Linked DNA regions of Homo sapiens: region 1 is linked to region 2. A link is an interaction called in ENCODE POLR2A ChIA-PET data of the cell type or tissue named here. Cell type or tissue: HepG2. All regions are shown on one strand. Links, peaks and the distances in the headings refer to the core of each region. The heading gives the core; the rest is flanking DNA.

Evidence for each region. Peaks named below come from ENCODE experiments on the same cell type or tissue, not always from the same donor. Only the 100,000 strongest peaks of a DNase experiment are listed, where the experiment ranks them.
Region 1: POLR2A ChIA-PET joins it to region 2 with 12 read pairs; 2 of 35 experiments call an interaction of 5 or more read pairs at or near these places.

What each region holds. Positions count from the first base shown.
Region 1 is chr5:60,482,073-60,493,244 of GRCh38, reverse strand. It overlaps PART1 (prostate androgen-regulated transcript 1), which reads right to left and starts at 5,532. Exons shown (of 4, transcript NR_024617.1): 1 at 4,822-5,532. It also overlaps a transcript of PDE4D not described here. In HepG2, for the core only: no CTCF peak of the experiment used is centred there; DNase peaks (open chromatin) are centred at 3,164, 5,144 and 5,574; H3K4me3 peaks cover 4,202 bases.
Region 2 is chr5:60,412,725-60,423,896 of GRCh38, reverse strand. It overlaps a transcript of PDE4D not described here. Among named protein-coding and RNA genes, the nearest start is that of PART1, 69 kb to the left of the region's middle. RefSeq lists enhancers at 7,249-7,358, 8,358-9,016. In HepG2, for the core only: no CTCF peak of the experiment used is centred there; a DNase peak (open chromatin) is centred at 5,996.

The sequences.
Region 1 (11,172 bases), core at 2,694-7,693, 70 kb before region 2:
CTCATGCAGGAATGTTTAAACTAGTCTAAACTTTGTACCAACTATCATATGAATCATGTCTACTACTGTTACCCCTTGTGTGTCATGTCCTGGGTTAGTGTCCTTGCATGACACAGCAAAATACAGGGCAGGGTTAAAAGTGTCAATTGAGAACCAGGCAAAAAACTGATGATTAATAGTGACCAACACACTTCACTGTGCTGTTATCTTAGAGGCCTTAAGGCAAAATCTTACTTACAAATATTAGTTGAAATGCAATATGTGATGTTAGTAGACACATTTCACCACATCTGGCAGTTCATTAATTCACCTTCATTTTTTTTTTCTTTTCTTCTTTTTTTTAATCTTTTTTTTTTATACTTTAAGTACTAGGGTACATGTGCACAATGTGCAGATTTGTTACATAGGCATACATGTGCCATGTTGGTTTGCTGCACCCATCAACTCGTCATTTATATTAGGTATTTCTCCTAATGCTATCCCTCCCTCAGCCCCCTACCCACTGACAGGCCCTCGTGTGTGATGTTCCCTGCCCTGTGTCCAAGTGTTCTCATTGTTCAGTTCCCACCTATGAGTGAGAACATGCGGTGTTTGGTTTTCTGTCCTTGTGATAGTTTGCTGAGAATGATGGTTTCCAGCTTCATCCATCTCCCTGCAAAGGACATGATCTCATCCTTTTTTATGGCTGCATAGTATTCCATGGAATTCACCTTCATTTTCAATATTGTGTATATTTATTGCAGTGAGCTTAATCCTAATAAAAACAATTTTATTTCTATTTATTTATGTTTTTTCAATTTTTTCTTTGAGACAGGATCTCACTCTGTCACTGAGGCTGGAGTGCAATAGCACAACCATAGCTCACTGCAGCCTCCAACTCCTGGACTTAAGTGATCCTCCCACCTTGGCCTCCCAAGTAGCTGGGACTACAGGTGTGTGCTACCATGCCCAGCTATTTATTTATTTGTTTCTCTTTTTTGCAGAGATGGGGTCTTGCTGTGTTGCTCAGGGTGGTCTCAAACTCCTGGATTCAAGTGATCCTTGGCCTTCTAAAGGGCTGGGATTACTAAAGGGGCGAGCCACCATTTCTAGCTGACAATTTTCTTTTTTTTTTTTTTTTAATTATACTTTAAGTTTTAGGGTACATGTGCACATTGTGCAGGTTAGTTACATATGTATACATGTGCCATGCTGGTGCGCTGCACCCACTAACGCGTCATCTAGCATTAGGTATATCTCCCAATGCTATCCCTCCCGACAATTTTCTTTTAATGAGCAGTCACCATATAATAGGCTCAGTTCTAAGCATGTATTTGCCCATTTAATCTTCACACCAGCCTAGGAGGTAGTTACTGTGTGTGGCACCCTTTTATATAGGAGGAAACTGAGGCATAATGCTGTTAAGTAGCTTGCTCAGGGTCTAACAATTAAGAGTCAGAGCTGGGATGTGAACCCAGGTGGCCTGACTCCAGAGTTTCTACCAACCACCATGTTATACTGCTTTACATGTTTAAAGCAAAGATATGGTTTTAGCATCAAATATTAAGAATGCACTCCCCACATTTTTCTTATTAAATGTAATTGCCAGTTTTTGTATATGTCATTGTCCTAATGCTTTCGAGAAACTTAGACAAAGAGCAAGACCACAGATAAATGGATCCTTCTGTTCAGGTCTCATTACCTAGAAGAGTTTTGACTGCAATATATGAGTACTAAAAGTTGATGGTTTATGCTAATTTTAAGTGTAATATATTTTAGAATTTTGTCACATGCATTATTAATATGATTTCATATTCATGGCCTTAGGAAGATTAATTTAAACAATAACAACAAGAACAACAACAACAACAAAATACAACAAAAAATTTCCCCCATGTGCCAAGAGCAAATTTTGAGGTCCATTTATCCAGATAAAGTGTTTTGTTATCTGAACCAAGAACATGAACTTTATCTTTATAGTGACCACAGACTCCCATCTCTAGTATCATGATTTTTAATTTGAATTAAAGCATTTTTTTTTGCTTTGTTAAGATGAGGCAGGCCTTCTTGCTGACATTTTAAAAAGCAACTATTTTTCTTTCAGTTTACACTATGAGGCATTGGCTCCAACTGTCAGCATTGAAACTGTCAGCAGTTCCCTACCAGGAAACTGGTTCCAAGGTCTAGGGTTTCCTTAGGTAGAGGCTGGCACTGTGAAAATAATGGGGCTCTTTATCCATGTCACCTGGAATGGAGTTAATACCCTGCCAGTCTTAGTTGATTTGACATACTAACAGGATGGGTCTGAACGTTTTCTATAGTTTACTCATGAGTGACTTTCTTTGGCTTACGTAAATGGCAAGGCCAGACAAATTAGCTTATGGACCTAGCAATCATTCTTGGCCCAGATTTTGAGACACTTTTCAATCAACCATAGTTGCTCTAATACCTGAGATTTGCTGACAGTGCTTGGTTCAGAAAAAGGTTCAGTTTCCTGAGCAATTTTTCTTTTATTGGGATCATCTTAATTCTTGTTTGCGGGGTTAAGATGAAGGAAATATGAGCAAGGACTGCACTCAGCTATTTGGGTGACCCTTGTATACCATGAGCTTCTTAGATAGGGCCTGATGTGATCACCAGAAAACATTAATTGATCGTGATGACAGGAGATAGTCTCTCTAGCCAGAACCTGCTAATACAAGTCCTGATGAATTGAGAATGATGCCTGAAGGAAGCAGACTGACGTGGTGCATTAGTAATTTTAGGCAAAAGAAGATAATGGTACTAGTATGTATATTTTTTAGTTTCCTTTTCCATTGCTTTGTTTTGCACAGGCTGAAGAAAATAAATGTAAACAGCATATTATGGTGGCTCAGGGTGGATAATAATGGGACATCACTTCCTTTGTTTCAGTGTGAGGTTGCCCCTGCTATGTGACAGCTCCAAGGACTAAAGATTTCAATCCCCAGAAAAATGTCGAGTCCCAGTAACATGTTTCAGGTTATCATGATTATTATGATTATAGGAGGGGAAGAGCAGTGCTGGTCTTTTAGAAAGTTCTCATCATGAATGTGTTCTGGAGTGAACATCACTTACTAACAGATGAGCAGCTTGAAGTTGAGTCAAACAAAACTTTTAGTGTTTGTAAGGGTCAGGGAGCCAGGGGACAGTCTGTAACTCAGTTGTATATTGACACAGAGAATGTACAAAAGCTGTGAAAGCTTCCACTTGAATGACTGCGGATGGTTGCTGGTGACGGTCTTGGACAGTAAGGGTTTTCTTCGGAGTTGTAGGAGGTGAAGTCTTCCTATGGGAAATTTCTGGACAAAAATACAAATGAAATGACTTGCAGGCCTCAGTTTAGAGTATTGTTGGCTTTGTCTGTCAACAAATGGAGATTTGAACATGGGAGTTCAAGGGGATTTTAATGAAATTTTATTAAGGAGATGAGAAGCAGGGAGTCTGTGTTGAAAATTCAATAAAGGGCTTGTTTTCCATCTCAGCCTGGATAATCTATGTTATCTCTGAGTAAAGGGGGTAACAATTCTAACAACCTGGCTTCCTTAGAAGTTTCCATTCTCATATAGTCACCGAAGGCAGCAGCACTGTCAAATAAACAAAGGTTTAATTAAATAAAAACTATTTAAACAGAGCAGAAATATTCTTCCCTGGCTAGTCACAGATTGGACAATTCAAAGAACAAACCCTGGGGGGAAATTGCCAATGGATTACTTTTTCTGTTTTCTGTCTATTGCAACGTTTTTCTTTCTGGTGTCAAATCTCAAGTTGAATTCAGTCAATTATCTACAGCCAAAAAAAGTGCATAAATGTCTCTTCTGTTACTGTTTATATGTCACCACTAAATAAAGCAAAATTTTCTTCTCAGCTTCTTGCCTTAGGATTTTATAAGTCCAACAAAACAAATAAAATATTATGTATATTCTATCGTCACTATGAAAGCATAAGGATTGATTTAGTTATGTACAAGTTTATTGCCAAAGTTTTTCTTCGTTGCTAATGTTACACTTGCTACAAAATGTATTAAAGAAACAGACAATTTGCTAAGGATTTGGAAGGATTTGTCATTGGGTTAAGTACATTAAGTATCTAAGGGGTGTGGTGTTCTGGTTATGTGTATGTCAGTTTCACATATTTTTTTGCTTTCTTATTTTAGTTGCCTCTATAATCATTTTGACTTTAAAATGTTTTCTGCAGATCCTTTAATAACTGCAAATGTAGAAGTATGGTGTAACAAGTAATTGGTATGACTAACACTAAAATGTAATGGGAAATAAGGATACTATTGTAAAGAAAACAAGAAAAACCTGGGGTAGGGGAGCAGTATTGATTCTCTCTTAGGATTCCTAAGATTCTCTGTCCCAACCCTTCTACCATGGAACATTCTTATGTGGTCTAAGTGTCAAAGACCAGAGGAACTGGGCAGTAACTTATCTTCTCAATTTTCTCTCTGAACATAGATATTTTCTTTAAGATACGAAAAACTTTTAATTGTGCTCCTGAAACCCATCCCTGTCCTGTCTCAGCCCCGTTGACTCTTCTTTCTGTGGGTGGGTGAAAAGCCTACCCATCTGCAAAGGTAGCTCTGAAACTGTTCTGGAAAATCCTGTATTTTCCTCCACAAATGATCGTTTTAGTTTCAAGTTTATTTCAGGTACATTAATTCTCCCCCTCCTCAGACTTCATAACAAATGATCCTGCACACGATTAGAATAGGAAAATGTAAAATAAAATCGAAGCATATCTAGTTGCCTCAGCGACTTTATGCTTATCACTTTCAGTCTGCATTATTCTACTAAAAATAAAAAGAAAGATGAAAATTACCTCAGGCGTTTGCTGCCGTGCCTGCCCTTTGGTTTCTGGGACGGCTCGGGTCCCGTAGCGCCGGCACAGCTGAGATTGCCAAGCCGGGAAGAGACCTTGCTCCAGGTGTAGCTGCGTTTTCCCCAGATCACCTGTCCTTTTCCCCTCCGACAAGGAAGCTGTGATTTTTCTCTGGCCTTTAGAGGCAAAGTGATTCCAGATAAGTAGATTAATGTGTAGAATATCTCATCTGTGTTGTTCCAGTGCAGCCCTTTCAGCTTTCCAGAGCCAGTTAGACTTGTTATGAGGAGCTAAGTGATTGGCTGGCTCTGGAGCTCAGTTTCATAGATTATAGCCCAGCGTACGAGAAGCACGAGTCCTATAGTTGGCGTACCCTGAGGCCTGCCAGTTCCTGCCTTAATGCATATGTAGTCGTAATTGAGTTCTGACACGGCCTTGGATGTTTCTGTCCTAAATAGCTGACATTGCATCTTCAAGACTGTGTGAGTAATCCTGATATTTTTTTTTTAAGCTCAGTAAATTAATTACATGCCCTGGGAGGGAGTGATTGTAAGTAGAAAATACTGAACTAGCAGATGATTCGTTTTTAAGGTGCTATACTATGTGTATCAAGTTCAAGACGATGAATCTTAAAGCTTCTAAGAACTGGCAGGGTTATTCCAGCTTTGTGCCATGAATCACAGTCAAGCTGCATTTTGAAGGAGGCTGTTTGATGCATTTGCTAGCTCTGTTTGTTTTATGGGGTCAGTAAAGTGGCAGAGGTCCAACAGGAGCAGGTTAAAGCAGGATGCTGGGATCAAAGCTTAGAGAGCACTTGAGTCAGGCAAGTTTTAAGTTTTCCCACCCCCAAGCATCTCAGTCCAAAACTGAGAGCAAGCAGCAAATATTATAATAAATGCTTTGGGGACAGGGGTACACAGCAGATAGGGCACAGTAACAGGAGAAATGTAAAATGATGGCAGCAATACTTTTGTTCACTGTAATCTGCAGCCAATTGAAGACATACACTATGAATAACTAAAACATTTTTATATGAACAAAAATGCTCTTCAGTGGTTCTGTTTATGTGGTAGAGGGCTGAATGAAAAACCATGCGCTTGTTGTAAAAAAGCCTTATAAAAAGTACATTAAACACATACAGACACAACCATAACAGAAGAAAGTATGTGGATTGGAATTTGTGATTGGAGCAGATCAAATTAAGCCAGGGAAGCCGTTATTAGGTTTGTATGATTGCTGGGGGGTAACTTCTGTTGCTGACAAGGTTTAGGATAAAGCTGGAGCAGATTGAAGTGGAAAACCAGAAAACATCAGCATTTCATTACCTTCTATAGCATACACTGCAGGGTAGAATTAATACTGAGTATAGACTGGTAAATGTGAGCAGTTTACTGTTTGCTTTTAAATCATTATTGATTTCCCCTAGCCTATCATAAAAAATAATAGGGCTTTTGCCTATGAAATTAGTGCTTAGAAATATTTTTCTTCCTCCCAAATAATTTTTATACTTTTTCTCAATACAGCACAAAGGTAGGTCATTAAAAATAAAGGGGTTCCTTTTCAAGTTGCTTTTTGTCTAATTTTTCCTCTTTAGACCTGTAGATACAAATGTATGTATTTGTGCTATGTATAACTCTCAAGCATAAATCATTTGAACAGTATTTAAAATCACAGGCTCCTGTGGCAAATATAAACTTTTAATAGCTATAGTTGGCAATTACTTGCCAATTCCTATAAAAATAACATTAGTGGCTTATTTTTGATTGCACCTAAACAACTGGCATGATTTAGCCAGTAGGAGAGAAATATTAGTTGTGTTTTGCATAATTTTGTGTTTAGATCACACTGGAAATACAAAGTTTTGTTGTTAAAAATATTTTTGCTTTCTGAAATATTATCCCCTTTCAGATCACACCAATGAATGAAGTTTGTAGAAAGAAAGAAAAGTAGCCAACGTAGACTCCTTTTCTGTATCAATCAAATATATGCAAAATACATAGATTTTTAAAAATGTAATTTTAATACATTCCTTTAGAAACACATTTACTTCATGAAGAAACAGTATAATGAGTTCATTTATTGACCCAGAATAGTGAGTTGATTTATTGAGTTTCTGTAGCCATAGACACGAATAGTAATGGTTGGCTCATTCTTAGCTATACATTCCTAACTGACTGTATTAGTGGGAGAAAGGAGTGCATCTATAAAATAAATATAATCCCATCCCTCAAGGTGGTCTGGAGCCCATCTAAGAGTAAGAAGTAGTAGAGTTGAAGCTGCTTTATCTGAATCAGCTCCTGACTTCAACTCAGCTCCTCTTTTTCCTTAGGTCCATGTGGCCCACTTGGTGTAGTATTCACATCTCCTTCCACCTTTTTATGCCTTCATTGTTTACATTACCTTGCTTGGGCTCTTATTGAGATGAATCACATAAAAATGCTTAATTATCAAACATTAATCAGCTGCCTATATAATTCAGAGGATGTTTAAAACCAAGGCTCAAGGAAATTCTGGTGGGTGTATACTAGGAGTATTTACGTCTTGCATCGGTACTTTCCTCTGGGACTTCCATCACTTCAGTTCTTCCTGAGATGCCAGAGTCATATCTCTTACTTGTGAAAGAACAGAGCTTTAAGAAATGGAGTCTAGAGGTGCCAGGTGCCCAGTGGACAGTGGGCTGGGGGCAAGGCATGGTGGGGAAAGCAAAAAAAATCTCCCAAACAGCAATAGTTGATCTTTCTTCTATCCACTCCTCTCAATTTTCTAAAACCATTTTTGTCTAACTGTGGAAGTTCTTTTGCAGATAAGGTTCTGTAAAACTATGCATATCTGCCATAGACAGATGGATTTGACGAAAGATGTATCCAAAAAGGAATGTATCACATCATGAACTTGCTAAGTGTTCATGAATACACACTGGCATTTGGAGACTATTAACACTACCTACTGAAGCAAAGACATAAATCCAAATTGAAGAAAATATAATTTTTTGATTGAATTACATTTTCCAGTGGGTTTTTTTTTTTTTGGTGAATTTTGTTTTTGGAAAAATTTGCTCTTCCCTCCAACGTTTTTCCTGTGTTATATATAGGACTGATTTGATTTCTTCAGCTTGCCCAAGAATTTAATAATTCTTACTTTGTGTTTTCAAAAGAGTTGCTGTCTACCTTGAGCATGTTTTTAAAAAAGCAGAACAAAACGAATGAAACAAATGTCCCTCTTCCCACAGAAAAAGCACACCACCAAGGAGTTAAATGCCCTACATTTCTTTAAGTCCCTCCTTTTGTGGAGCTAGACACTGGTAGAAGAGGAGCTTTCATTTAATTTCAAGACAATCAGTGATTCCAACTTAACTATAACTGTGTTCCTCTAATATCTGATTTCAAGAAGCAGAACATTTTGGTGAATTAATCTTAGAGTCAACGGGACCACGCTCAGGCCATGAAACGTTTTCTAAGCCTCAGTCTCTATGTCTTTAAAATGAAAATAATGATATATGTTCTGGTATTTTACTAGATTGGTGAATATCCACATCACAATGAGAAAGTGCTTGTCAAAAGAACATTGTAATGTGTAATTTGTAATGTGCTGTACATGTACACTATTATTATGACTGTAGCTCATCACGCTAGGGTTAGGACTCTTTACTTCTAAAACATATTCCCAGTAATGGACAAAACTTTTGAAGCAAAGAAAATCTTCACTGTTTGATCCTAATGTTATGAAGGCTTTTGGACCTTACATTTGTTTAAGCTCCCATTGAAGCTCCCATTGGAGCTTCAATGCTGATCCATCTATTACTTGAGTATTAAAAATACCGATAGGTTTACTGTGATAAACGAATGTGGCATTGTATGTGAAAACATATTTAGTAAACTTCCATGTGCCATAGTCGTATAAATATTACATATTGCAACAATTATCAGTATATTAATAAAAATTCTTTGCAAATTTTCAATTTTTAAAATGGAAAGTATCAGATATATTTCTTATTGATTGGATTGACTAACTTTCTAAGCTATGTTTGCTTCCCTCAAACAGGATGAATGTTCCTGTTGGTTAAGCTTTCTTTCCACTTAGATACAGCACTAAGCCAATAGTTAGATAAGCATTCCTTCACAGCCTACATTTGGAGCTGCCAATGACGAAGTTTTAGAGGACATATTTTCCTCACAGGAAAAAGTGGGTTAGGAAATTTAGACTGACAGATGTTCTTGGGTTTTTTTTTTTTTTTTAATTCCTGTCTTGACTCTCATTATTAAATTTTGCTAAGGAAATAATTATGTAGGTTTTGAGGTGATGCTTATTCCTAGTAGTCTTTTCATCTCAGGGATGCAATGAATGGTCAAAATGACCTTCTGAATGATTTGAAAGATCAATTAGCAGTTTTGAATCCCAAATTTTTAGGTGGTTCTGCTTCAGAAAATCATTATGCTTTTTGGAATAATGTCCATAGCTGCATCCTACATTTCAGTGGTTTCAGCTCACTGCTGTTATAGTTTGATGATTTCCTAACAGCAATATTGGTTATGCTAAAGCAGTTCCCCATTTCACCTGTTGAACCCTTTTTAAAAGATAGAAGAAATTATAGAGGAATCACAATAAGTAAAACGTATTAAAATGGAGTGGATTATCTCCACTTTTATCTCACACAGCTCACCCAGAAATTCATGAGAGAACTTTCTAGGAATGAAACAATTTCATTTGTAGTAGTATTTGAAAACTGGATCTAGGGCCATTGACCTGACTTTTTTGTGCCTTTGGTGATTGGATAAGAACACTTCTTCAGTAATTTAAAACTATAGTGAAATAATGTTTTTTTTTAACTTCTCAATAGGAATTTATTTATTCAGCAAAAATCAGGAGTTAGGTGCTAGAAACACAAAGATGAACAATACATGGTTTCCTCAAGGAGCTTATAACCTACTAGACATTTATTTCATGTTGGCAGAACTTTTAGGATAATTCTCAAAGAAAAAGGGTTATTATGAGGTTGCTACTTTTCTCCTCAAAATATTTTCTATGTTAATAATGAAGGAATGACCAATCTGTAGTATATGCAAAAAGTACTGGGTAGAAATATATTAATTTTCTTGGCTGGGTGTGGTGGCTCACATCTGTGGTCCCAGCTACTTGGGATGCTGAGGTGGGAGGATCACTTAAGCCTGTCAGTTCCATGCTGCAGTTGAGTCATGATTATATCACTGCATTCCAGCCTGGGCAGGCAACAGAGTGAAACTCTGTCCCCCACCCACCCCCAGAAAAGAAACATAAAAATTTTCTTATAAAATTTTACTTTTTAGAGTCTCCAGCCTTATTTAATTCAGTTACCATATTTGACAAATAAATGGTGGAACCAAGATGTTACCAGGTTTAAGTTTCATATACAGTAGAACTGTGACAGGAACCTAGAGTACCTGGAACTAGAATCCAGATCTCTGCCCTTTCAGTTTAGGATGTACTGACAATATATATTGCTACTTAAAATTGCTAAAACAAAATTTATAAGCATCTATATATTTTGCAGCTAGGACAATTATCTACAAACATGATATTTAATGGAAGATATGGTAATAACATCTGAGATATACAATTATGTTATAAAATCTAAAATCAACAAGAAAGGAATAAAGTTGTACCATTCCAGGAAATACATTTCCAGAGCTTTAGATATCCTTATTAGATTCTACATGTTAGTTTTGGTGATGTTAACTGCCATAACATATAAAATCTGAAATCTTGTTGACTTAACTGAGAAGTTTATTTCTCACTCAATCAAAGCCTAAAGTGAGTATTCTTGATGGGCAGATTCTTCTCATTCATTCAAGCAGTGTTCTTGTGACTCCACTCTTATCACCTTGTTGTCACGACCAGCTTCCTGGTGTCTGTGCTTTGGCAAAGGAGAAAACTCATAGAAGTCTGCTCACCTTCTATTGGCCAGAGCTTGGTCACATGGCCCCATATAGTGAAAGGGAAGCTGGGGCTATAGTCCTATTTGTGTCTGGGAAGAATAAAAAGTTGGTTTGGTGATTGTCTTAGTTCAGGCTGCTGTAACAAAGTATCATCAACTGGGTGTCTTATAAACAACAGAAATTTATTTTTTTTTTACAGTTCTGGAGGCTAGAATTCTGAGATTAGTGTGCCAGCCTGGTCAGGTTCTGGTGAGGGCTGTCTTTTGGGTTGCAAGTGGCTGACTTCTCCTATTATCTTCACATGGCAGAAAGAGGGTGAGCTAGCTCTCTGGCTTCTTTTTGTAAAGGCACGAACCCCATTCCTGATGGCTCCACTCTCATGACCTAATTATCTTCCAAAGATACCATCTCCAAGCACCAACACATTGGGAATTAGATC
Region 2 (11,172 bases), core at 3,543-8,542:
TTCTCTGATGGTAGTTTGTATTTCTGTGGATCAGTGGTGATATCACCTTTATCATTTTTTATTGCATCTATTTGATTCTTCTCTCTTTTTTATTAGTCTTGCTAGCAGTCTATTTTTTTGATCTTTTCAAAAAACCAACTTCTGGATTCATTGATTTTTTGAAGGGTTTTTTGTGTGTCTCTATCTCCTTCAGTTCTCCTCTGATCTTAGTTATTTCTTGTCTTCTGCTAGCTTTTGAATTTGTTTGCTCTTGCTTCTCTAGTTCTTTTAATTGTGATGTTAAGGTGTCGATTTTAGATCTTTCCTGCTTTCTCTTGTGTGCATTTAGTGCTATAAATTTCCCTCTACACAGTGCTTTAAATGTGTCCCAGAGATTCTGGTATGTTGTGTCTTTGTTCTCGTTGGTTTCAAAGAACATCTTTATTTTTGCCTTCATTTCATTATGTACCCAGTAGTCATTCAGGAGTAGGTTGTTCAGTTTCCATTTAGTTGAGCAGTTTTGAGTGAGTTTCTTAATCCTGAGTTCTAATTTGATTGCATTGTGGTCTGAGAGACAGTTTTTTGTAATTTCTGTTCTTTTACATTTGCTGAGTAGTGCTTTACTTCCAATTATGTGGTCAATTTTAGAATAAGTGTGATGTGGTCCTGAGAAGAATGTATATTCTGTAGATTTGGGGTGGAGAGTTCTGTAGATGTCTATTAGGCCCGCTTGTTGCGGAGCTGAGTTCAAGTCCTGGATTTCCTTGTTAACCTTCTCTCTGGTTGATCGGTCTAATATTGACAATGGGGTGTTAAAGTGTCCCATTATTATTATGTGGGAATCTAAGTCTCTTTTTAGGTCTCTAAGGACTTGCTTTATGAATCTGGATGCTCCTGTATTGGGTACATATATATTTAGGTTAGTTAGATCTTCTTGTTGAATTATCTCTTTACCATTATGTAATGCCTTTCTTTGTCTCTTCTGATCTTTGTTGGCTTAAAGTCTGTTTTGTCAGAGACCAGGATTGCAACCCCTGCTTCTTTTTGCTTTCCATTTGCTTGGTAGATCTTCTTACATCCCTTTATTTTGAACCTATATGTTTCTCTGCATGTGAGATGGGTCTCCTGAATACAGCACACTGATGAGTCTTGACTCTTTATCCAATTTGCCAGTCTGTGTCTTTTAATTGGAGCATTTAGCCCATTTACATTTAAGGTTAATATTGTTATGTGTGAATTTGATCCTGTCATTATGATGTTAGCTGGTTATTTTGCCCATTAGTTGATGCAGTTTCTTCATGGTGTCGATGGTCTTTACAATTTGGCATGTTTTTGCAGTGGCTGGTACCAGTTGTTCCTTTCCATGTTTAGTGCTTCCCTCAGGAGCTCTTTTAGGGCAGGCCTTGTGGTGACAAAATCTCTCAGCATTTGCTTGTCTGTAAAGGATTTTATTTCTCCTTCACTTACAAAGCTTAGTTTGGCTGGATATGAAATTCTGGGTTGAAAATTTTTTTCTTTAAGAATGTCGAATATTGGCCCCCACTCTTTTCTGTCTTATAAGGTTTCTGCTGAGAGAGCTGCTGTTTGTCTGATGGGCTTCCCTTTGTGGACAACCCGACCTTTCTCTCTGGCTGCCCTTAACATTTTTTCCTTCATTTCAACCTTGGTGAATCTGAAAATTATGTGTCTTGGGGTTGCTCTTCTTGAGGAGTATCTTTGTGATGTTCTCTGTATTTCCTGAATTTGAATGTTGGCCTGCCTTGCTAGTTTGGGGAAGTTCTTGTGGATAATATCCTCCAGAGTGTTTTCCAACTTGGTTCCATTCTCCCCGTCACTTTCAGGTACATCAATCAGACGTAGATTTGGTCTTTTCACATAGTCCCATATTTCTTGGAGGCTTTGTTTGTTTCTTTTTACTCTTTTTTCTCTAAACTTGTCTTCTTGCTTTATTTCATTCATTTGATCTTCAGTCAGTGATATCCTTTCTTCGACTTGATCTAACAGGCTATTGAAGCTTGTGCATGCATCACGAAGTTCTCGTGCCGTGGTTTTCAGCTCCATCAGGTCATTTAAAGTCTTCTCTACACTGTTTATTCTAATTTGCCATTCGTCCAACATTTTTTAAAGATTTTCAGCTTCCTTCAATGGGTTAGAACATGCCCCTTTAGCTTGGAGAAGTTTGTTATTACCATCCTTCTGAAGCCTACTTCTGTCAACTTGTCAAAGTCATTCTCCGTCCAGCTTTGTTCCATAGCTCGTGAGGAGCTGTGATCCTTTGGAAGAGAAGAGGCACTCTGGTTTTTAGAATTTTTAAATTTTCTGCACTGGTTTCTCTCCATCTTTTTGGTTTTATCAACCTTTGGTCTTTCATGTTGGTGACCTACAGATGGGGTTTTGGTGTGGATGTCCTTTTTGTTGATGTTGATGCTATTCCTTTCTGTTTGTTAGTTTTCCTCCTAACAGTCAGGTCCCTCAGCTGCAGGTCTGTTGGATTTTGCTGGAGGTCCACTCCAGATCCTATTTGCCTGGGTATCACCAGTGGAGGCTGCAGAACAGCAAATATTGCTGCCTGATCCTTCCTCCATAAGCTTCGTGCTAGAGGGGCACCTGCCTGTGTGAGATGTCTGTCAGCCCCTACTGGGAGGTGTCTCCCAGTTAAGCTATGTGGGGGTCAGGGACCCACTTGAGGAGGCAGTCTGTCCGTTCTCAAAGCTCAAACGCCATGCTGGGAGAACCACTGCTCTCTTCAGAGCTGTCAGACAGGGATGTTTAAGTCTGCAGAAGCTTCTGCTGCCTTTTGTTCAGCTATGCCCTGCCCACAGAGGTGGAGTCTATAGAGGCAGTAGGCTTTGCTGAGCTGTGGTGGGCTCTGCCCAGTTCCAGCTTCCTGGCCACTTTGTTTACCTACTTAAGCCTCAGCAATGGTGAACACCCCTCCCCCCACCAGGCTGCTGCCTCGCAGGTCAATCTCAGATTGCTCTGCTAGCAATGAGCAAGTCTCCATGGGTGTGGGACCTGCTAAGCCAGGCACAGGAGAGAATCTCCTGGTCTGCTGGTTGCTAAGACAGTGGGAAAAGCGCAGTATTTGGGCGGGAGTGTCCTGTTTGTCATGGCTTCCCTTTGCTAGAAAAGGGAAATCCCCCAACCCCTTGCACTTCCCAGGTGAGGCGATGCCCCACCCTGCGCTGGCTCCCGCTCCATGGGCTGCACCCACTGTCCAATCAGTCCCAATGAGATGAACCAAGTACCTCAGTTGGAAATGCAGAAATCACCCATCTTCTGCATCGATGACGCTGGGAGGTGCAGACTGGAGTTGTTCCTATTTGGCCATCTTGGAATGGAGATCTTATTTCTTTATCTGGTGATTTTTTATTGCATACTGGACATTTTGGACAATGTGTTATCATGCCTCTGGATTGTGTTATTTTCTTCTGAAGAATTTTGCTTGTTATCTTAGCATGCTGTTCAATTGGCTGATCACGTTGAACATGTTTAAGCATGGTTTTAGGCTTTGTTAGTCCAAATCTTTGAGAAATCCCAGGTGCTTTCCCAACCTATTCAACCTGGCAGTATTCAGTGTTGATAGAGGATGTTTTTCTTGATGATAGGCTTTGTTTTAGACTTTACTGGAGTCATAGGACTTACTTTAGGACATAGTCTTTACTTGTAGAGAGGTACCAACTTTCTGTTTCTCAGGTAGATCCCAGGGGTGTCAAAGTAGTATTTATTTATGAGCTCTCTCAAACCCATAGGACCTGAACTGCAATGATGTCTAGTACTATTCTTCTTCCAGCATTACTTGACCTCCACTATTTCTGTTCTCTCAACCTGATAACATTTTCTCTCTGTTAAGCCTCCAGTATTCTCACTCTGCAAATGTATGGTGGTGATCTCAGTCACAGATTTGTCCCATGTCTGGGACAAATCTCTGCAAAACTTCTGAGACTTCTCTGTGTTAAAGTCTTTACTCTCTAAGACTCTGCTTTATAGATGCCAGCCATGCCAGCTGCCTCAGACTCCAGCTCTTTTTGTCATGTTTAGGAAAATATCCTTATTCACAGAGGTGGACATTCGTGGGCAGAGGGATTTCAGTTCTGGATTGGCTTGTTAGCCACTGTTTGAAAACGGTTGCCTCATATATTTTACTTAGTTTTGTAAGTATTTTCTGTGAGACAGATAATCTGTTACTAGTTACTCTATCATAGCTGGAAGCAGAAATATATAGGTATCAATTTGATTTGCAATTGTTTCTAGTTTACAATGCATTCTGCCTATCTTAAAAAATTTGTAATTCTAATCATTTTATTTTTGATCAGGGAATGTATTTATTGATTCACATGAATAAAATTCAAAGGCTATAGAAGAATATGTAGCAAAAAATCTCTCTTCTAATCTAGTAGCCTAATTCTTCTCCTCAGAGGTGATAGATATTACCAGTTCTTTTTGTTCCCTTTCAGACATATTTTAGATATATATGAAATCCTCTCCCTCTTCTTATTTTCCTCACATAAATGATAGCATGATGTGCATACTTTATATTTTTTTGTGTTTTGTCTTTTTTCTACTTAATGACATATCTTGGAGGCTATACATATTAATATATAAAGAATTTCTACATTCTTTTTTGGGCTACATGATACTCAGTTTTATGAAATACCATGAATTATCTCACCAGATTCCTATTTTTACTCATACTTTTTGGTTATTATAAACAATGCTTCATGAACTACTTTGGGTAAACCATTTGGTATATGCCAGTATATCTGTAGGATACATTCATAAAAGTGCAATTGCTACCTGAAAATGTATGCACATTTGTTACTTAGTTAAATGTTGCCAAATTTCCCTCCAGCAGCTGTGTTAGTGGCTGTAGCCTCGTTAAAAATGTATGGGAGGAATGCTGACTTTTTTGTTTTACCTGCAGTATCCATTTTCTCCATGGTACATCTACAAAATTGGCTTCTATTTTTTATTCTTATGTTTATCTTAATCTTTTAATAATCTTTCCCTGATTAACTTACAAGTTTCTTGTTATAACAAATAAGGGGGCTAAGGGGGAGGGGGATGGTTAATGAGGAAAAAATAGAAAGAATGAATAAGACCTACTATTTGATAGCACAACAGGGTGACTAGAGTTAGTAACTTATTTCTACAATTAAAAATAACCGAGAGTGTAACTGGATTGTTTGTAACACAAGTGATAAATGCTTGAGGGAATGGATACTCCATTCTCTATGATGTGATTATTTCACATTGCATGTCTCTGTGTAAACATCTCATGTACCCCATAAATATATTATACCTACTATGTACCCAGAACAATTAAAAATAAAAAAATTTAAAGTACAAAAAAAGACAAAAAGAGTCACACAGAAAATAAAGGAAAATAGTCTATAGAAGGATAAAAAACAAAACAAAAAAACAAATAAGATAAGCAGCAGCGATTTATATAAATTAGAGTTATTATTATTACTGTGGTTGCTGTGGTTGATTTTCCTAATATTCCAGGGCACGAATCAGCTGATAATATCCATTTTAAAAGTGCAATTTTATTTCCATTTTAGTCAGTCTGATTTTCAAATTATTCTCCCCTTTTTGTGCTTTAAAAATAGGGATATAACATATGCTAGCCTGTTCCCAATTTGAACTCGTGTCTTTCAAATGCACAGTCTAACTTTATTAATTCTGTATGGAATCATGTCCTGTGAGCTTTCTAGCTTTTCTTTCTTTCTTGTTTTTTTTCCCTTTACCTCACTTGCTCTTCTGAATTTGAGGAGCTAAAGATATTTGTGACAAGACTTAGCTACTCAATGAACATTCCGAATCAATGTTTTCCTGTGGAAACAGTGACTCTGATGGAATCTTCTCCACTTCCTGGAACATTAAATTGTCACTAGGTAATTCAGGAGTCTCTTTTTCAGGTTCTTGTCTGCAGTATACTGAAAAGTGAATTGTGAACTCATTGTTATGAAATTTGGAAGTGTTTATCTTTAATGTTAGCTTAGAGTGTTTTTTTTTTCCCTCTCTCTTGCATTCCCTTTAAACCCTGACCATTTAAACATTATAGACAAGGACATTTCTCATGTGTTTGTCTTTCTCTAAATCTGTTAGTACTTTAAACTGTGTGGTCCCAACACGATGTTGTACTATACTTGTGGAATCAACACTCAAAAGAGCCCATTCAGAAGAGTTTTTTTTCTTCTTCTTGGTAACTGCTTTCTAAAAAAAATTCTTCTTTATATTCTAAAGCTCTAAGCCCCCAAGCCCCATCCTCCCATGTTGAGATTCCTGTTGCCACCTGCCTTTGACTCTTCTATGTCCTCCTGTCAAATACCCTTCCTGGCCTATTGTTCCAACTTATTATAAAACACTGTAACTGAATGGCTTGAAAAGATGTTGCGAATGTAGTTGATTTTTCCTCTGAGAAACAAGTGTGTTAGCTTCTTTGGAGAATGTATTAACTGGTACTACTGGCACTACTAAGCTCTAGGCTTAGAACTGTGTGAGGGAAACAAAAAACAGAACAAAGATATGCAGAAGTCTGGTTTTTGCCCTCCAGGAGTGCAATGGTTGTGAGTGTAGGATCTGAACTCAAGCAGACAGATGTAGGCTGGATGATCTTGGGTGAGGTACACTAAATCTCAGTTCTCTCATCCGTGATACAATTGTACTCATCTCACAGATTAAACAAGATAAATCTGTGGGGAGAATCCGCCCCAGAATTGAGAGAGGCTGTTCTCTGGGCACACTTGCTTTATGTGGTCTTTTCAATTGCTGTCAATCAGTTTTTAAAATCTGGTTGCCCAAACACCATTGTGGCTATTACCATGACTACTTCATGTTCTGGCTGTTCTGGCAGTACAAATGAGTCTGGACATCTACTTCAGGTAAATTGGATGTTTGATTAATTAATAACCATGTAGGCCATTTGTAGATGGAATCGCACAGTGTGATTAGTCATGGTAGCATGAAGACTTTAACAGGCCAATCCCTACATCTCAATGGCTTTATATATTACATATTTATTTCTTGTTCGTATCACATTACAATGTGGATTGGGGGTAAAGTGGGACACAGCATGTTCCACAAAGTTATTCAGATTCCCAAGCTGTTTTTACCTAGTTCATTATCCTCTAAAGCCCCAGAGTCTTGGATATTAATTTCTCTGAAGGAAGAGTGTATGATAGTGTGTCCAGAATTGGTGGGCTCTTGGTCTCACTGACTTCAAGAATGAAGCCGCGGACGCTCATGGTGAGTGTTACAGTTCTTAAAGGCAGTGTGTCCAGAGTTTGTTCCTTCTGATGTTCGGATGTGTTCGGAGTTTCCTCCTTCTGGTGGGTTCGTGGTCTTGCTGGCTCAGGAGTGAAGCTGCAGACCTTCGCGGTGAGTGTTACAGCTCTTAAGTCAGGGTGTCTGGAGTTGTTCGTTCCTCCCAGTGGGTTTGTGGTCTCGCTGGCTTCCGGAGTGAAGCTGCAGACCTTTGCAGTGAGTGTTACAGCTCATAAAGACAGTGTGGACCCAAAGAGTGAGCAGCAGCAAGATTTATTGCAAAGAGTGAAAAAACAAAGCTTCTACAGTGTGGAAGGGGACCCCAGCAGGTTGCCACTGGTGGCTCAGGCAGCCTGCTTTTATTCTCTTATCTGGCCCCACCCACATCCTGCTGATTGGTCCATTTTACAGAGAGCTGATTGGTCTGTTTTACAGAGAGCTGATTGGTCTGTTTTGACAGTGTGCTGATTGGTGCATTTACAATCCTTGAGCTAGACACAAAAGTTCTCCATGTCCACACTAGATTAGCTAGATACAGAGTGTCGATTGGTGTATTTACAAACCCTGAGCTAGACACAGAGTGCTGATTGGTGCATTTACAAACCTTGGGCTAGATACAGAGTGCTGATTGGTGCATTCACAAACCCTGAGATAGACACAGGGTGCTGATTGGTGTGTTTACAAACCTTGAGCTACATACAGAGTGCTGATTGGTGCATTTACAATCCCTTAGCTAGACATAAAGATTCTCCAAGTCCCCACCAGACTCAGGAGCCCAGATGGCTTCACCCAGTGGGTCCCGCACCGGGCGGCAGGTGGAGATTCCTGCCAGTCCCGCGCCCTACGCCTGCACTCCTCAGCCCTTTGGCAGTGGATGGGACTGGGCGCCCTGGAGCAGGGGGCAGCGCTTGTCAGGGAGGCTCGGGCTGCACAGGAGCCCATGGTGGGGGTGTGGGGAGACTCAGGCGTGGCCGCACTGCAGGTCCCGAGCCCTGCCCCGTGGGGAGGCAACTAAGGCCTGGTGAGAAATTGAGTGCAGCAGCTGCTGGCCCAGGTGCTAAGCCCCTCACTGCCCGGGGTGGCGGGGCCGGCCTGCCGCTCCCAGTGCGGGCCCACCAAGCCCACGCCCACCGGAACTCGCACTGGCCTTCAAGTGCCTGCCGCGCAGCCCCGGTTCCCGCCTGCACCTCTCCCTCCACACCTCCCCGCAAGCTGAGGGCGCCGGCTCCGGCCTTGGCCAGCCGAGAAAGGGGCTCCCACAGTGCAGGGGAGGGCTGAAGGGCTCCTCAAGCACGGCCAGAGTGGGCGCCAAGGCCAAGGAGGCGCTGAGAGCCAGCAAGGGCTGTGAGGGCTGTCAGCATGCTGTCACCTCTTAATAGGTGGTTTGGAGGTTTTAGGAACCAGGTCTGGATGGGGTACATATGACTTACATTCACATTCTATTGGCTAGAACTTGTCTCATAGCCTGATCAGATGCAGAGGGTCTAGGAAATAGGTGCTGAAAGAAGGGAACCCATGCACATTAATGAGTACCATTGATTGCTCCCTTTCAGTGGCACTTTAAAGGTTTGGACTTCCAGTTGTCTCACCCAGGTTGAGTGCAACCACTTAGGCATTCCTACCATGTGACAAGGTACTGGCATCTAGCTTGATGTGGGTCTGCCCAATGGCAAATGATTACCCTAAGACTCAAATTTCATTTCCCTTCTTCCTGTGTCTTAACCAAGGAGAGATTTTAAAACGTATACCAGAGACGAAGAGGCACTTTGAATTTGTCCGGGTAGGTGCTTCTTGGTTTGGGGATGTTATGACCTTAGATAGGTAAGTGAAGGCTGTCATGTGGAATGACTCCCAGATTTAATGTAATTCCATTACAAGTAGGTTTACATAAGAGGCACAACTTTGTTTCTTGGTTATTCCTTATTACCATATTTATAACACTTAAAAGAAAGAGTTCAGAAAATAGCTAGGATTGGTTTACTCCAGATACCTGGAGTGTTAACCAGCAAACTGCTTTGTAGCCTTGTGTGTACCAACAGAAGTAGGTTGCATATTCTGTCTTTTCTTTCTCCTTGAAAGCAATACTTTGCTGATCTTTAACTTATATATGTCCCTTGGAATGATGCCAGGGAGAATTTTTATAATAGGTCCAAATTATAGTTGCCTGTCTTTGTGTGTGTATGTATATTTAACTTTTTAATTTGATTTTATTTTTAAGTAGCTTTATCTCTGGATGGGCAATGCATATCTTAATAGTGTGATCAAAAACAGTTAAGATAAAAAATCTTAATAGAGTTTTATGACCCATAAAAATACTCAATAATATCAATTTTTGTTTTTATGACTATTATTTGCATTCTCTAGGGAGGCAGATTAACACATAAAAACTACCTAAAGAATATAAAAACAATGTATGGATAATATGGCAGAAATGGTATATAATTGGTATAAAGTACAAAACCAAGGACTGCTAGTGCACAGAAGCTTTGGTTTGTTTATTTGAGGAGATTCGTCTTAGCATCGGCCCTACTGTGTATGACAGACAAGGACTGTTATCACAGCATGTACTAAGGAATACATGACCCCTTCTGCTTACCTTCGAAAGGGGAGAAATTGTATCTGTCGAGAAACTTGGTGGAACAAACAGAAGTGCATGCAATTAATTGTAAGACATAGGGCATCGGTTCTGTTTTCTATTTTAGAACTGTAAAAAGTTTGACAAAGTGAACCTGAACTCTGATAAAGCAGCAAGAAAAATCTGGAAGTGTTCTTTGGGTTAGGAGATGCTTATAACTGGTTGGATGGAAATAGTAGTTACATTAAGATTATTTGTTACTTTGGGATCTGATGCAGGGCTGAAACAACCCAATGTAAGTCAATGATACTTTCACCAGATTGAAGTTTCTAAGCTGTTTTTCCAAAAAAAAAAAAAATAAACGAAAAAAGAAATTCAAAATTAAAACAAACCACTCCCAAATTCTCTTACATCCATGGCATTCTGAATTTATAAGGATAGGCTTTGGCCCTTTTAGAATCTGGTTTTATGAAGGTGGAAGGAATGACAAGGCTTAGTGCAAAATATTAAAAGTACCTTATGCCCTTTTACCAAGTGTGCACCACTGCGTTCCTGAGTCTGTGTAGTCTTCCCATCTATTTCTCCTTTCGTTTCTTCCTCCTTCTCCTTCCTCCTTCCTCCTCTCATCTTCAGAAAATGAAAGGCTCTGGAAGTCTATTGTGTGTGAGTACCTTTGGGACCAATGTAAAACATAGAGCAATATGCATGCAAGGGATGCTTCTCCTTCAGATTGGAAAAAAAGTGGATTTAAATGAAAACAGACCTGACAATATACCTTTTTCTGCCTATAGGTTTGATGAGGTAATGTTATAAAGTATATTGCTCTCTAAAAATCCTGAGGGTTTTTGAGTGAATGATGTAATGAAAGTAAGCTACAGTAGTCAGTAGGAATATAATCTAGGAAGTATGTCCTGGGATAAATAAAACTGTTGATAGCATGAACGTTATGTGCTTGTGAGCTCAGCTAGTGAGGGGATGAAGGAGCTTGCATTTATTAAATAGCTTAGTTAAATGAATTATACATATATTCCATGACTTCAACTATATAATGTTGTAGTTAAAGTCATCATTTTAGAATCAGACTGAAGTGGATCTAAATCCTGGTATTATGACTTAATATTCACCTAGTCATTAGCAAATGACTCCACCTCTAGCCTAGCCTTAGTTTCCTTATCTATAAAAAGTATTTGATTAAAACCTACCTTAAGGATTTGTTGTAAGGGTTATAGGAAATAATGCTATAGGCTTTGGCAAATAAAAAACAATCAGCTGGCTGTTATTACCTTACAGTGGTTACATATTTTTAAATAACCAAAATAATTGACATAAAATTAACAGAAAAACTTAAC